Regions from separate parts of the Homo sapiens genome. Here region 1 is linked to region 2. A link is an interaction called in ENCODE POLR2A ChIA-PET data of the cell type or tissue named here. Cell type or tissue: HepG2. All regions are shown on one strand.

Region 1 (8,000 bases), 88 kb before region 2:
ATTTCAGTTAATTAAATAAGTACTTAATGAGAGGAAGAAAGAACTGAGCAGTGTTTTATTTAGGACTTGGAGAACATGGGTGAGTAAACAGTAACAATGTCCTAAATGGGAAAGGTGTTCTAATTTCCCAAAAGTCTTCTTGTAATTATATTTGAGACATCTTACAATAGTATCTGGCTATTAAGGCAGAATGTATTTGCAGATTTAAATATTTTGCAACTGCCCAAAGATATCCATTAGTGTTTGGTTTTCTTTCTAAATAAGACCTGTGACAGGTCTCTGACAAAGACAAGCAACTGTCCATGGAGACTTGATGTCTTGGAGGTCAACTGGAGAAGATTAAGGTATAATATCTCCCATACCTCTAAGTCTCATTCCCATTTAATAAATTAAAACCACTGCATATTATATGTTATTCGTATGTTTATCAATACTCCTTTGAATTTGCATTTTCAACTGGTACTACTTCTAGGGACAGCAGACTAGTGAGCATAGACTTATGGTTAAGAGCCTGACTTCTGAGCCGTTACCTGAGTAGGGCCTATGTGGGCATTGTGCACTTAGAAAAAGATATCCTTTCTGAGCTATGTCACCAGAAAGGCACAGGCTTCCACGCAGGGCTGGGGCTAGATTTCAGCACCACCCATCCCTCTCATCCAGATAGCTTTATGCAATGTGCACATCACTCAGATGGAACACCAATATACCAGTTAAGGCACATTTTCTTTTATGGTATGGTGGAAAGAAGAGAGGTTTTAGAATAAGAAAATTTGGCTTTGAGACCAAATTCCACCAGCGTGTTTTTTTCATAGAGCTATAAAGTAAAAAAAATTGTATCTGCTCCTCAGGAGTTTTTGTGACGATCAGATTTGTAGTGAGTGCACTGAAGTACCCTGCAAATGTTTGGGGTGTGTGTGTGTGTGTGTGTGTGTGTATGTGTTTTAAAACTATGGTGCCATTGTGTAGGATTTTAGACCAGGTGTTCATTCTATAAGACACGCAACAGCTTGGAAACCATTTACCCTTTTGTGAATCAATCATTTTGGTGGTTCTAGAAACCTTTATTTTATTTTTATAGAGACAGGTTTTCACTATGTTGGCCACGCTGGTCTCGAACTCCTGGCCTCAAGTAGTCCTACCACTTCAGCTTACCAAGTAGCTGGGATTACACGTGTGAGCCACCTCACCCAGCCCTTTTTCCTTCTTTAATGGGTAGTCAGGAGACAATTTCTGGATTTGGGCAGTGAGACTCCACATAATAATTAGTGATCCTAATAATATGTAATATTAATTGAGTGTTTACTGAGAGCCTGGCACTGTGCTGAGTGCCTTACACATGCTCTCTTCTTGACCAACACAACAGCCAATAAGTAGCACTTACCATCATCATTGTGCTGCAGAGGATGGCACTGAGTGAGAAGCTACTCAGCAATAAGTGCTTGAGTTGGTGGTATGTAAACACAGGCAGTCTTCCTTGAGTCTACCTGCTTAAACCCTCTGCAGCCTACCTGCCTTTCCCCCTTGCATTTCTAGAACCTCAAAAGCAAGTTCAAATGGTCCCATGGTCTGAGTAAGAATGTGGCTGACTGTCTTTGGGTAAAGGACGAGCATCATTTAACTTGAGTTCATTGATGACAAGCAATTACTCTCTGAATCTTCGGAATACCAGCTCAAAGCATCTTCAGAATGGACAGTAGTAGTTCCAGTAGTAAGAAGGTATATCTGCAGGATTCTCCATTTTAGAGTGCAAGTACTCGTGCCTCATACTTGCTCCCTGTGGGCCTCAGCTCCATACCGTTGTGCATCAGGTGATTCCATGTACAAGCAAATTCATGTTCTATTTCTTTTTTGTTGTTTGTTTTTATTTTTGTTTTTTTGAGACGGAGTCTTGCTCTGTTGCCCAGGCTGGAGTGCAGTGGTGAGATCTAGGCTCATTACAACCCTGCTTCCCAGGTTCAAGCAATTCTCCTTGTCTCATCCTTTTGAGTAGCTGGGATTGTAGCACCCACCACCACACCTGGCTAATTTTTGTATTTTTAGTACAGACGGGGTTTTGCCATGTTGGCCAGGCTGGTCTTGAACTCCTGACCTCAGGTGATCTGCCTGCCTCGGCCTCCCAAAGTGCTAGGATTATCACAGGCATGAGTCACCATGCCCGGCCCATGTCCTGTTTCTTGATGTCTCATTTAGACAGTGCCGTCAGATCCATTATTTGTCAGGGTATCTTTGAAAGTCTTAGACAACATCTGATATCCCCTGGTACCAACAATGTAAGGCAGAGGGCTTTTTCCTGACCAGGTTCCCTTTGGTCTCAGAGTGGCCCGTTGACAAACACCAGGCTATAGGATAGACATTAATGTTACAGTGGCCTGATGAGGAAGAGCTACTCATGATGGTCCCATGCAGGCTTACTTATCATATCAAGGATTCAACTCTTAGAAAAAGCTTTTTAGTGCCTGGAATCAGAGTGGGACTCAAGGGCTGAAGCTTTATGAAGTTACACAAAGAGACACATAAAGTGGGTGAAGACTTTTTTCTGCCTGATTTCCAGGAGTCTATACGGGGGAAGGCATAAACCCTGGCTCTTGCTAAAATGGAGAATTTTGGCCCTGCAGAAGCCACAACAAAATACCTGGAAAAGTGGGTGGTGACAATACATTCAAAACAGTGCTTTCTCAGTGCTGGGTACCCCCTGGGGGAAAAAAAGACAAAAAATAGTTGTTTGCTCAGATTCAATGAAATAACCACTCAAGGGGATTTTTTTTTTTTTTTTTTTTTTTTTTTGAGATGGAATCTTGCTCTGTCACCAGGCTGGAGTGTAGTGGTGCAATCTCGGCTCATTGCAACCTCTGCCTCCGGGATTCAAGCAATTCTCCTGCCTCAGCCTTCTGAGTAGCTGGGACTACAGGCGCATGCCACCAGGCCCAGCCAATTTTTTTGTATTTTTAGTAGAGACGGAGTTTCACCATGTTGGCCAGGATGGTCTCAATCTCTTGATCTCATGCTCCTTCTGCCTTACCCTCCCAAAAGGGGATTTTTACAAAGGAATATGGCAAGGGAGAAAAACCCTGTTGTGTCATTATTTTTTATTCTATTTTGAAAATCAAAAGGAAGGGAAGTGCAACCTGTTACATGGAACTGAAATTATCATCTCCCTGGTGCCTCCATGGGGCCCTTTGCTGTTGTGATGGATAAATTGCAGTTCGAGAATGTGTTTGAGTGCAATCTCATTTTCATATCATCAGAATCTTCTGGGATTAGTTAAATCTCATTGAAACTGAGGATTTGTTCAAACTATGCATATCTCTCATATCTTATGAAAAGTAAATTATCTAGTATACACATTACGTCTGTGTAATTTTACTTTTACGTAGAGCTTCACATTCTGAGATCCAATGAGGTGGTTTCATCCTGTCGTTATGGGAAACGTGAAATGTCAACCTTCAGAGAGGGTAACCAATTAATGGCTGTGGCAAATGAGGACTGCATGACAGAGGGAAAATCCAAAAACAGGAAAGAGTAAGAAGAATAGAAAGATGTTAAAGCATTGCCAAGAGGATCTAGCATGGGCCCCAGAATGACACTGAAAATTTATTTACCTTCCATGTGCCTCAGTTTTCATCCAGAGAAGTAGATTTCGACCTGGTCCAGTGGCTCATGCCTGTAATCCCAGCACGTTGGGAGGCTGAGTCAGGTGGATCACTTGAGGCCAGGAGTTTGAGACCAGCCTGGCCAACATGGTGAAACACCGTCTCTACTAAAAATACAAAAATTAGCCAGGTGTGGGTGGCGCACACCTGTAGTCCCAGCTACTTGAGAGGCTGAGGAAGGGGGATCGCTTGAACCCGAGAGGCAGAGGTTGCTGTGAGCTGAGATCGAGCCACTGCACTCCAGCCTGGGCGACAGAGCCAGTCTCCTTCTCAAAAAAACAAAAAAAGCCGAGCGTGGTGGCACGTACCTGTAATCCCAGCTTCCCAGCTACTCGCGAGGCTGAGGCACAAGAATCGCTTGAACCCAGGAGGTGAAGGTTTCAGTGAGCCGAGATTGCATCACTGCACTCCAGCCTGGGTGACAGAGTAAGACTGTCTCAAAAAAAACAAAACAAACAAACAAAAAAAACAAGTAGATTTCTACTTTTCTAAGATGGCTAACTTAAATTAATTGAAAGTTTTGTTAAAACTGTTACTTTTTTTTTTTTTTTACCATTTAAAGTTAAAAATTTTTTAATATAACCCAGAAACACTTGACTTTGAGAGAATTCTGTTTATTTTCCCCTTTCATTGGATTATGGCCAACATTCCTGACTGGTGCAGAATATGGTATCAAAAGAATGTCTGCAGTATGTAGCCAGTGACCTTTATAACAACTGTGTGCATTGCATTTGGTGGAACAGTGTTTACCATCTTACTTTCTTTATTAACTTTGGGCCAGTAGAACCTGCTTGTTTTAGCTTTAGCCATGGCAACAGGCCAAATATCAGAATGACTCCCTATACTACTTCTGCAAATACTTTAAAAATAAATGTGTCCTTCCTCCTATAGGAGCTAGAGTTAAAAGTAAAAAAGTAAAATAAAAGAAATGTGCATGGAAACTCTACTCTATTTTTCTGGTAGACTATGATTTCTTAAAGAAAATTTTATCTGGAGAAAGAATTTAATTAGCAAAAGGTAATACTCCTTCCGTGCAATTAGAGAAACTAGAGATAGCAAAGAGAGGCCAACTGACTGCTCAGGTGGAGTTTACCAGCAGGTAGTACTTTGATGGGTGTTATGCCATTCCCACCCCTTTTTTTTTTTAACTTCCTGGCTAATTCGTCACTCATTCATTCATTCATTTATTCACTTGTTCACTCATGGAACAGATATTAGGTGCTTATCACATGTAGGCACCAAGGATGCAGAAATACATGACAAATTTCTTTGCTTAAGAGACTGTATTCAGCAAGAATCTGCTGAATAGCACATTCTGAGTCAGAACAATAGATTTTTAATATGGAAATTAGTTTCTTGGTTTTTGATAAGACTTAATGAGAGGCTTTCAAATGCACACTGTAATATATGTGCCCTTTATGGAAAATAGTTATTTGTGCTGAATGGGGATTATAGCATCACAAAATGTCCACGCTTCCATCCTAGGCCATAGGTGGTTTGGGACTCTGCCCCAGGCTGGGCTTTGAGAGCCTGAACGTGGCCACCAGAATGGGGCCTGGCCTGCCCCACTGCTGTGGGCAGTGATGCAAAGAGAGAATCAAAGGTGAAAGTAGATGCAGGAGCCAGGAGAGAGCCAGGTAGTCAGGAGTCTGACCCCTCAGGGGCTTGAGAATCAGATCCACAGTAGAGTCTTCCACTGGGGCAGTGAATAGGGGCAATCACTGCATTTCAAACAAATTACAGATAATTAGATGGTAACTCATTATGGCTGTGTTTTGCACACTAGGCTCTGTGAACTGCTGGGGATCTGTATACCTCTCAGAGTCTAAGTTCTCTCTATAATTTTTAAATTTGATATTTTCATTTTTGTTATGATGTTAAGAATGCTAACAAGATAACCTTGATACAAGTTTATTTGGGGTTATCAGAATGACCACCTTATGACTCACCACTGACACCCAACTTTAGTGTTTGAGTTGGCACTTGGATTTATGACTGGGTTGACCGCATATCAGTTGTTATGAGATATTGAGTAAATGACAGAGGCAGCTTGACTATGTAACAGATGCATTTGGGCAAAAGAAGGGCAAATGATTTTGCAGCACACTAAGCAAAGAATAGAGAAAAGTTGTGGTAGAGTAACTGCTTTGTGTAACAAAGATAATGTGGTATGCTGAATTCAGGAGAACTTGGGCCATGTTACTCTGTACAGCATTTCTGATCAAGTCGTGATTTAGTTTTAACAAAACAATCTCATCTTGCACAATAAGTAAATGTGGTTATTTCAGACTTTCATTGGTTTTATAATTTTACCATATTTATTTTTAAATATAGCTTGGTTTTATAATTATATTATAAATGAGCTTTGAACATAAGAAGTTTATACTTGGTTTTATGTTTGTGTGTATTTAAGTAACACCATTTCAAGACAAGGTAGTATTGGGGGTAGGGGTGTTGTGAGAATGTCTCTACTTTCAAGCCCCATAATTCACATTTAGGAAAAGATGTAAGAGGAGAAAAGTTTGCGCATGTTGACCCTGAGCAGCTGTCCCTCAAGCATCCCCTAATTCTTGAGGTTAATAATTTATTAGTGTTCTCAACAAAGAATGTATTTGACACAGGCACAAATATACTTTTTAAAATTTTTAAAATTTTTTTTTTTCTGAGGCGGAGTCTCATTCCGTCGCCCAGGGTGGAGTTCAGTGGTGCAGTCTTGGCTCACTGCAGCCTCCACCTCCAAGGTTTGATTGATTCTCCTGCCTCAGCTTCCCAAGTAGCTGGGATTACAGGCATGCACCACCACGCCCAGGTAATTTTTGTATTTTTAGTAGAGACGGGGTTTTGCCATATTGGCCAGGCTGGTCTTGAAATCCTGACCTGAAGTGATCAGGAGTTTGAGGTGATCAGGAGACCTGCCTTGGTTTCCCAAAGTGCTGGGATTATAGGCATGAGCCACTGTGCCTGGCCAATTTTTTAAAGTTTTGAGTAACAATATATTTATATGGTTCAAAGATCCAAAGATATTAAACAGCATACAGTGGAAAATTTCTCAGCCCTATTATCACCGACTCTAGGTCACCATTGTATTTATTTTTTCATGTTCTCCAGATTCTTTTTGCATGTACAAGCAAATTACAATATGTAATTTTATCCCACACTTCCCTGAATCCTTTGTACAAAAAGGTTTTTCCATACCGTGCTTTTTTCAGTGAACAATTGCCGTGCCCAACCCCTATTAACTCCAGGAGGGAAGGCACCAGGCTCAAGAGGCCAAAGATGAGATCCGCATCCAGCAAACGAGATATGGGGTTTTACTAGAGGGAACTTATTTCCAGAGTGGTCCAGTGTCAGTGAGCTGGACAGGAGAACTGCCACCAGTTGTAAAAAGCATGCACTTTATATCACATTTTAACTTAGCACTCTCCCCGTAACAACCTCCACCCAGCAACCTTCATTTAAACTAAAACAAAGGGCCCCCATCCCCTGTACAGCTCTTGTTCCGCTGGACCTGACAGGGGTTCAGATGTTCCTCATAGATGAGGAATGAATCTCCAGGTTGGCTCCTCTTGAATTCCTTAACTTGGAACTCTGAACACACAATCAGGTGCATAGACCATACAGGGTCGTTCTCAGGGTATGCTTAAGTTATTGCTGTCAGGTTCATCTACCGTACAATGGTATATCTTTCTGTATCAAAACATAGCATGTCATCTTTCTTTTGCTTTTTATTTTTTATGATTGCACATTCCATTATATGGCAATGCCATCATTTTATTTACTCCTCTGTTAATGGACGTTTATTCTATTTTTCGGCATATACTATAAAACTGTTGCAATAAATAGCCGTGTACATATGTTATTTGGCTAATTGTGAAATATATTTGTGGAAAAAATTTCAACAAGTGAAATCGTAGGGCCATTGGTATATGCATTTGCAATTTTGATAGGTATTGCCAAATTCCCCTTCCTAGGGGTTTTACCAAGTTGCACGCTCACAAACCATGTGTGAGGAATGTCTGTTTTCCCAGTCTTGCAAAACAGAATGTGTTATCATATTATGGATTTTTGCCATTCTGACAAGTGAAAATGATATTTCAGTGTACTTCTAATTTGCATTTTCTTTTAAGTGTTGTTGAACATTTTTTCATGTTTACAAGCCATTTATAGATTTTTTTCCTATAAATTGTACTTGCTCTTTGCCCACTTTGTTTTTGGTGGTTGCTCCTTTTCTTATTGACCAATTTAGGAACTTTGTATATTAGGTACATGAGCCTTTTGTGTGTGATCTGAGTTGCAAGTTTTTTTTTTTTTTCCAATTTCTCTTAATTTAATGGTGTTTTTGACATGTAG
Region 2 (8,000 bases):
CCCACCCCACCAGCCTGCCTCCCCACTCCCTGCTGTCCACCCCGGGTATCACCCGCAAGGAAGAGACCCCCGACAACGTGGTCGAGAAGAAGGACTTGGAGTTGGATAAGGAAGCCCCCAGCACTTTCCAGGCCTTGTTCTCAGATATGCCGCCCAGGTATCCGTTCCAAGCCCTGCCACCACACTACGGGAGGCCCTACCCTTTCCTGGGGCAGCCCACAGTGGCCGCCGATGCGGATGGCCTGGCCCCTGATGTGCTGCTCCCAGCTGATGGGACCAAGCGCCTGACACTCTCGCCCGAAGACAAGCTCATCCTCCTGTCCCCCTCCAAGATCCCAGAGCCGCTGCGGGAGGACCCGGAGGAAGAGCCGCTGGCTGAACAGGAGGCGAAGGTGGAGGTGGAGGATGTGGACGAGCGCCCCGCAGAGCTGCCGCCTCTGGAGTTGCCGCTGCCACTGCCCGCCATGGAAACCATGGCTACCCCGAGCCCTGCAGGCGGATGCAGAGGTGGCCCGTTGGAGGCCCAGGCGCTGAGTGCCACCGGGCAGGGCTGCACCGAGCCCTCTGAGTGCCCAGACTTTGCGGAGGGGCCTGAAGCATGCGTGGATTCCCCGGGCCGGACAGAACCCTGCACGGCCGCATTGGACCTGGGGGTGCAGCTGACACCCGAGACGCTAGTGGAGGCCAAGGAGGAGCCAGTGGAGGTGCCTGTGGCGGTTCCTGCGGCAGAGGCAGCGCCGGAGGAAGGCCTGGCCCAGGCGGCCCTGAGCGAGCCCCAGCCCAGCCTAGAAATGTCAGACTGTGACGTGCCCGCCGGGGAGGGAGAGTGCCCGAGACTGGAGCCCCGGGAGGCCGTGCCTGTGCCCGGCAGCACCTGCTACCTGGAAGAGGCAAGCTCTGAGCAGTTCCTGCCCGGCCTGGAAGACCCACTGGCTGGCATGGAGGTGGCCATGGAGCTGCCCCAGGCCAGGCCTCTGCCCTCCCCAGGTGCTACTGGAGTCCAGGCCTTGGAGAAGCAGGAAGCTGCCGAGAGCCTTGTCTTGGAGCAGAGCTTTCTGCACGGCATCACCCTGCTGAGCGAGATCGCAGAGCTGGAGCTGGAGAGGAGGAGCAAGAAGGTGGGAGGTGCGGAGCGGGCCCTGGTGGCTCGGCCCTCACTGGAGAGCCTGCTGGCAGCCGGCAGCCACATGCTGAGGGAGGTGCTGGATGGGCCCGTGGTGGGACCCGCTCAAGAACCTGCGGCTCCCACGGGAGCTGAAGCCCACAATAAGTACAGCTGGATGCGCAAGAAGGAGGAGCGGATGTACCCCATGAAGTCCTCCGTGGAGGACATGGACGTCCTGGAACTGGACTTCAGAATGTGGCGGGCCGAGGTCCAGCACCAGTACAAGGAGAAGCAGCATGAGCTGGTGAAGCTGCAGCGGCGCCGGGACTCCGAGGACAGGCACGAGGAGTCCCATGGAAGCTTGGCACGCAGGCCGTGGAAACAGACCCACGCCCCCGAGAGCCCTGTCGCCCGCCCGCAAGAGGGGGAAGAACTGCAACAGTAGCGGAAAGCTGAGCAGCAAATCTCTGCCGACATCAGATGACTATGAGCTGGGAGCAGGAATAAGGAAGAGACACAAAGGGCCCAAGGAGGAACACAATGCCCTTATTGGAACAGGGAAAGCCAGGGAGAGGAACCAGACTTGGGATGAACACGAGGCTTCGTCTAAGTTCATAAGTCAGCTGAAGATTAAGAAGAAGAAGATGGACAGCGACCAGGAGCAGTTGGCAAGCAAGCTCGACAAAGGCCCTCTCCCTCACCAAGCAGGACAAGTTGAAGTCACCCTTCAAGTTTTCAGACAGTGCTGGGGGGAAATCAAAAACTGGCAGGGGCTGCAGCAAGTACTTAACTCCTTATGACAGCCTGCTGGGCAAGGACAGGAAGGTGCTGGCCAAGGGCCTCCGGCCTGTCTCTGAAATCTTCCAGAGAAGGTAAACACAAAAGGGCCGCCAAAGCCAGGAAGATAGGGGTGGGGTTCAAGGCCAGAGGCCAGCCCAAGTCGGCCCATTCCGCGTTTGCCTCCGAAGTGAGCAGCTACTCTTACAATACAGACTCAGAGGAAGACGAAGAATTCCTGAAGGAGAGTGGCCCGCCCAAGGCCCCTCCGGCTAGCTCCAAACTGATGCCTTCCCTCCTGTGTGGCATGGTGGCAAAGGACAGCAAGGCAGCTGGCGGCCCCTAGCTGACCAAGAGGGCCTGGCACACACCCCCTCCTCCGCCCCCTCCCGGACTCTGAAACCTAAGCCAGCCACCAGCAGGAAGCAGTGGTTTTGTTTGCTGCTTCGAGAGGCTAAGGTGCATTCCTCCTTCAGCGACTCTTCGGAAGATTCATTTGACTAAGGTTACTATCTCCAAACACAAAATACTTTCTGTGTTTCCTAGCGAGAGAGTGCCTGCGAGTGAGCGAGAAGGAAGCGAGTGGGCGCACGGGAGAGATGGGGGGTGAGGAGGCCCGTGCGGATGGCCGCAGGAAGGCCGCCATCTGGGTTCTTGGCAGTGTAGCCTGCTGTATCGGCCAAATTATTTTTATTTTTGCTTTGATTTGTACTGTATCGTTGTGATAATATCGCCGGCTAGCTCTTTTTGAGCTGTTATATGGACTGCTTCTGAGTCTGCATTTTTCTCCACTTTCCTTCCTCTCCGCCCTCCTCCCCCTACCCCGAGTTCCTCCCCACCCCCATACTCACCTTTTCTGCCCACCCAGAGACCCCAGGCTGTGGTCAGGCTCTCTTTGGGCACGGGCCCAGTGGGGGCTTCCCGAGAAACATTTTATAAATGGAATTCTGTCATGTGGGCGTGTGACTTGATGTTTGTACTGCGATTTTGATAATACCAAACTTTATTAAACATACTGAGTTCATTTTTAACAACAACAATAAAACAAAAAGTGGAGGTGATAAAAATGGTTGCAAATTCCTGGGGAGTAGGTATTGATAAAGAGGTCAAAGGCTCACAAAGGCACTCTTTTTAAAGCCTCTGTTTTAATACACTCATGTAACTGTTTACTCAGATCAAAAGATAGAACGTGCTAGCAACCTGGAAGTGCCCCTTGTGCCCCTTTCATATCACTGTCCATCCAACCATGGTTAATAAATCTCCAGACTTCTAAAAGCGTAGATGATCTTTGATTTCTTTTGAACTTGATACAAATGGAATCTCACGGAATATGCTCTTTTGCTTCTGTTTTTTTTTGTTTTTTTTTTTTTTGCTTAGTATTATGATTGTAAGATTTAAATATATTGTTCTTTTTATTGCTGCAAAATAGTTGATTATGTGATGATATTGCCATTTCTTTATCCATTCTGTGCATGAGCATTTGAGTGGTTACTGACTTTTGGTTAATAGTGTCACTATTAATATTCTAGCATATGTCTTTCGGTAAAGTAAAATAAATCTATATATATATAGCATATATGTATATGCTTCTTGGGGGGGTTATATACTTAGTAGTGGAATATGAGAATGTTCAGTCAGTAGATACTGCCAGACAGATTTTCAGAACGGTTGTAGCAACTGATACTCCAACCAGCAGTATATAAGAGTTTTGGTTGCACTATATCTTTACCAACACTCGATGCTGTTTGTCAGCTTTTTCTTTATCCTTTAAATATGCGAAAGGAAAACAAAATCTCAGGACCCCAAACTCAGTTTGCCAAAGGGAAAAGTTACGCTTGGAAATTGAGTCTTGCAAAAAGCTGCCTTTCCTTTTGTTCCTAGACAGATAGCTGCAAGATAGACGGCCTCATGTCTCCCAAGGGGGCCTCCCTCACCCTGACAATGTAAATTAACAGCTCTTCACAGGTACAAGACCACAGAAGACTAGAAATCACCCCCACCTACTCCCCCCCCCACCCCACCACCCTAAGATAAGGTCATATTTGTCATCTTCCTCTACGTTTATCTTATGTAAAGTGCAGATTTACTGAGCGCCAGACAAATGCAGAGTTGACTGTTCCCTCTTCCCCACCTTTTCACACAACATGTGATACCCTCCCTCTTTTTTTCCCTTTCCCCTTTCTTCCCCCTGTTGCCCCTTTTCCCCTTTAAATATTGAAGTCCTAAAAACCTTCCCTGGAAAAAGTGCAAGCCACATAGCCTCCTGTGACTTGCATCTCTTTCCCAGGCATTTCCTCAACCTTGGCAAAATAAACCTCTAAACTGATTGAGACCTGTCTCAGATACTTTTTTGGTTTCCAAATATATTTAACTATTGCAGTCACTGCTTCCATGGGTTAAGCTTCATACTTTAACCAGGGTTTCTTTGTCTTTCTTTTGCATCCCTAAGATATATAAAATCTTACAAATTCTTTCTCTGCCTTCAGATAGAAAGACTGGTTTGGCTTTTGACAACAAACATTTAGGGGGTACGAAGGAGCTTGAAGAGATGGCTAGCTCACAGTGTCTGCCATCAGGAGACACATAGCATGCATTTCTGGGCCAGATGGACAAATGCTCTTGAACCTACTGGTCAGGAGCAGGGAGACTCACACAGGGTTGGAGGTTTCTTCCAATCTTCTAGTCTAATTGTTAGCCTTAGACCTTTCTGCTAGTTGAGAAGATTCTTTCTTTGAAGCATTTGTTCATACACAAGTAGCCTTATTTAGCCCTTCTTGACAAACTTGATGACTTAAGGAAAATACATTTGACTCTGAAATTTAATTCAGCTGCTGAGCTGCCTGAGAATTTCCAGATATTTATTTCTGATTGCTCGGTGGCTTTAAAACAGTAGCTAAAGGTGTACTGTAGGATGCCCATCATATGAGAAGTCATTTCTTTGATGTGTCAAGAGTGTGTTGCAGGCATTCTGCAGACAGGACATTGTGTGCTGTAAGAGATTTTTTCAGAGACACCAATATTGCTCCTTTACAGAAATTCGGAACTATCCGGGCAGATTTGATTGAACAGATGAGATTCAAACAGAGACTGAAAGTGATCCAGACGCTGGAGGATACTACGAAACGCAACGTGGTAAGTCCTTTAAGAAGTAGCAGGCAACCTCTGTCATCTTCCTTCTTCACACTCCTGCTGGCTGTGGATTCCTGCCTGACAGAACTGAAAACAATTTGAAAGGGAAAAATTAGGGATTTTCCCAGCATGGCACTTTTTGAGTTTGTGAAATTCATTTTGCTTAATATTTTTATAGGTACGAACCATTGTGACAGAAACTTCCTTTACCATTGATGAGCTGGAAGAACTTTATGCTCTTTTCAAGGTGAGTTGCAAGGTAAATTCATGCCCATTCAAAGGAGTAAAGGAGTTCACCTTAATAATTCAGTTAGTTCTTGATTTTTCTGTTAAATTAAGGGATAATATAAATAGGAAGCTAGAGCTGAGAGTACAAAACTGTAGTACTTAATATGAAAATAAACATTCTTATAACCAATTTAAGTTGATGTTTTAGTTACCTTGCACTCCATATAATATTCTAGTTGTTTACTTGAACCTAAAAAAATAGGTTATTGCTTCATAATACTTATTAAAAACAATGGTGATCAAGTTTAAGTTCTGCTTGAATTATTGCAAATTGTGATTGCCTATGTTAAGCTATAAAAACACCCTTATGTAGTTAGAATAAAGTTGTTTAAGTGCCCAAGGAAAAGCATAATTGGTTAAATTTCTGTGATTTTCCTTTCCTAATTCAGCCCCTACCAATCTTTATTTTTTTATTTTTATTCTTTTTTGAGACGGAGTCTTGCTCTCACTCTGTTGCCCAGGTACAGCTGGGATTACAGGCGCACACCACCACACCCGGCTAACTTTTATATTTTTCTTTTTTCTTTTTTTTTTTCTTTTTTTTTAGTAGAGATGGGGTTTCACCATGTTGGCCAGGCTGGTCTTGAACTCCTGACCTCCACCTCGACCTCCCAAAGTGCTGGGATTACAGGTGTGAGCCACCACACCTGGCCCCAATCTTGATTCTTAATAAGAAAGTATTATGGTCATAAATAAAGCAAAGTACAATTTTTTCGTTTGGAAAAAAATATTTTTGTCATAGGTATCATCAGCATCAGAGGTTAAAATGTGATAATCAACAGGAAAAAAAGTTTAAAATATGCCTTTTATGCAGGTGCCAATTTCATCACAATTTCTAATTACCATCAGAACTAAATTTGGCTGTTTTGAGAATTGCAAAGATAGTACAGGAGGAAATAGAAACGAACATAAAAACTAGAACACTGGTATTCTACGTCTTACAGTCAGAAAATGTGGTTGCTTAGGACTGCCCTTGCTGATGTCGCCCACTGCCTGTTCACCACTGGAGGGCACCACTGTTTTATTTATGTTGGTGTCACTAGTGCCTGGTAAAGTGCACTAGTACTAATACTAGAGTCTCTGCCTTTGTAGGTGTTCCAAACATGTGTGTTGAATTAATAGATAAATTAGTGATTAGTTCTCAATATAACACAGTCCCTGCATTTTTCTGACGAGGAAACCGAAGCCCAGAAAGATGGAGGCACTCCGGGTGTCCAGGCTGGTTGGTGGTGCGCTTGGTGCAGCATCAGCATTATCAACAGAGTGGACAGTGGCACCCCTGCCAGCCTGCATCCGGCACTTGAGGGTGCAGTCTCTGTGGTGTGCCAGCTCATGAATATTTTATTCGTACATGTTAAGCACCTGTAGCTAATTGTTCCACATAGTGTAAGTTGGAGATCCGTAAGGCAGGAGAAAACAATGATGCAATTCAGATCAGGTTTTTAAGGGATGCTGAGGACCAGAAGAAACGTTCTCAGGGCATGGGGGCAGGGCCAGGATTCTGGGGGGAGCTAAACGAAGTGGAAGTAGCAGCTGGAGGCAGCAAGAGCATGGACAGGTAAGAGAAAGGACTGTGACAGCGGACAGAGGAGGCTGACTCGGGGAAAGCAAAAGAAGGAGGACCAGGGCTGGCTGTACAGAAGTCCTGGATCTGGTAGTCATTGAAATCACATCTTTTTTTTTTTTTCCTTCTTTGAGACGGAGTCTCGTTCTGTCACCCAGGCTGGAGTGCAGTGACACGATCTCGGCTCACTGTAGCCTCTGCCTCCCAGGTTCAAGCGATTCTCCTGCCTCAGGCTCCCGAGTAGCTGGGAGTACAGGTGCCTGCCACCATGCCTGGCTGATTTTTGTATTTTTAGTAGAGGTGGGGTTTCACCATATTGGCCATGCTGGTCTCGAACTCCTGACCTTGTGATCTGCCTGCCTTGGCCTCCCAAAGTGCTGGGATTACAGGCATGAGCCACTACGCCCAGCTGAAACCACATCTTAACCTGGGCACTGCTGCGCTCTCTGGTCTGTGTACCTTCAGATAACAGCCGTGTCATTTGAACCCTGAGAATATGCTGAGGAAAGCAGTTTTCTTATACTCAAAACCCTGCCCTAAGGGTGTGTTGAAAACACAGGTTCCTCAGCTGTATTGAGGACCCAGAAGAACCTGAGACTCGGTTGGTGTCAGGTGGGACAGAGTCTCTTCTACTAAAGAATCCAATATAAAACTTCAGTTATGGACACTTCATGGAATCATTGCAACACTTCAATTGGCTCTCATTCATCTTCTCAAACATTTATTAAGTCATCACTATGTGTTAGTTACCCTGCCAGACTTCTTAGTACTTTAAAAAGCCAATTTCTAGAGACAGGTGCAGTAGCTCACATCTGTAATCCCAGGTACTTGGGAAGCTGAGGTGGGAGGGTGGAGTGCTGGAGCCCAGGAGTTCTAGACCAGCCTGGGCAACATAGCAAGACCCATCACTAAAAAATATATATTTTTTACATTAGCCAGGCATGGTAGCATATATTTGTAGCCCAGAGGCTGACGTAGGAGGATCGTTTGAGCCCAGGAGGTCGAGACTGCAGTGAGCCAGGATCACACCACTGCACTCCAGCCTGGGCAACAGAGTGAGACCCTGTCTCTTAAATTTTTTTTTTAAGGAAGTCGATTTCTGGGTATTTTTCTGGAGATACAAAGGAATGATGTAGT

The links. Peaks named below come from ENCODE experiments on the same cell type or tissue, not always from the same donor. Only the 100,000 strongest peaks of a DNase experiment are listed, where the experiment ranks them.
Region 1: POLR2A ChIA-PET joins it to region 2 with 5 read pairs; 5 of 35 experiments call an interaction of 5 or more read pairs at or near these places.

The regions. Positions count from the first base shown.
Region 1 is chr4:140,724,603-140,732,602 of GRCh38, reverse strand. The region is part of intron 1 of TBC1D9 (TBC1 domain family member 9); the gene reads left to right. LOC124900786 (a long non-coding RNA gene) reads right to left here and starts at 3,987. Exons shown (of 3, transcript XR_007058282.1): 1 at 3,959-3,987; 2 at 3,600-3,661. In HepG2, no CTCF peak of the experiment used is centred here; a DNase peak (open chromatin) is centred at 4,382; H3K4me3 peaks cover 288 bases.
Region 2 is chr4:140,636,344-140,644,343 of GRCh38, reverse strand. It overlaps TBC1D9 (TBC1 domain family member 9), which reads left to right. Exons shown (of 21, transcript NM_015130.3): 14 at 4,916-5,014; 15 at 5,190-5,258. It also overlaps the pseudogene TNRC18P1. Among named protein-coding and RNA genes, the nearest start is that of UCP1, 71 kb to the right of the region's middle. RefSeq lists an enhancer at 77-750. In HepG2, CTCF peaks have their summits at 2,243 (motif pointing left) and 6,304 (motif pointing right); DNase peaks (open chromatin) are centred at 2,283, 3,073 and 6,303; H3K4me3 peaks cover 1,618 bases.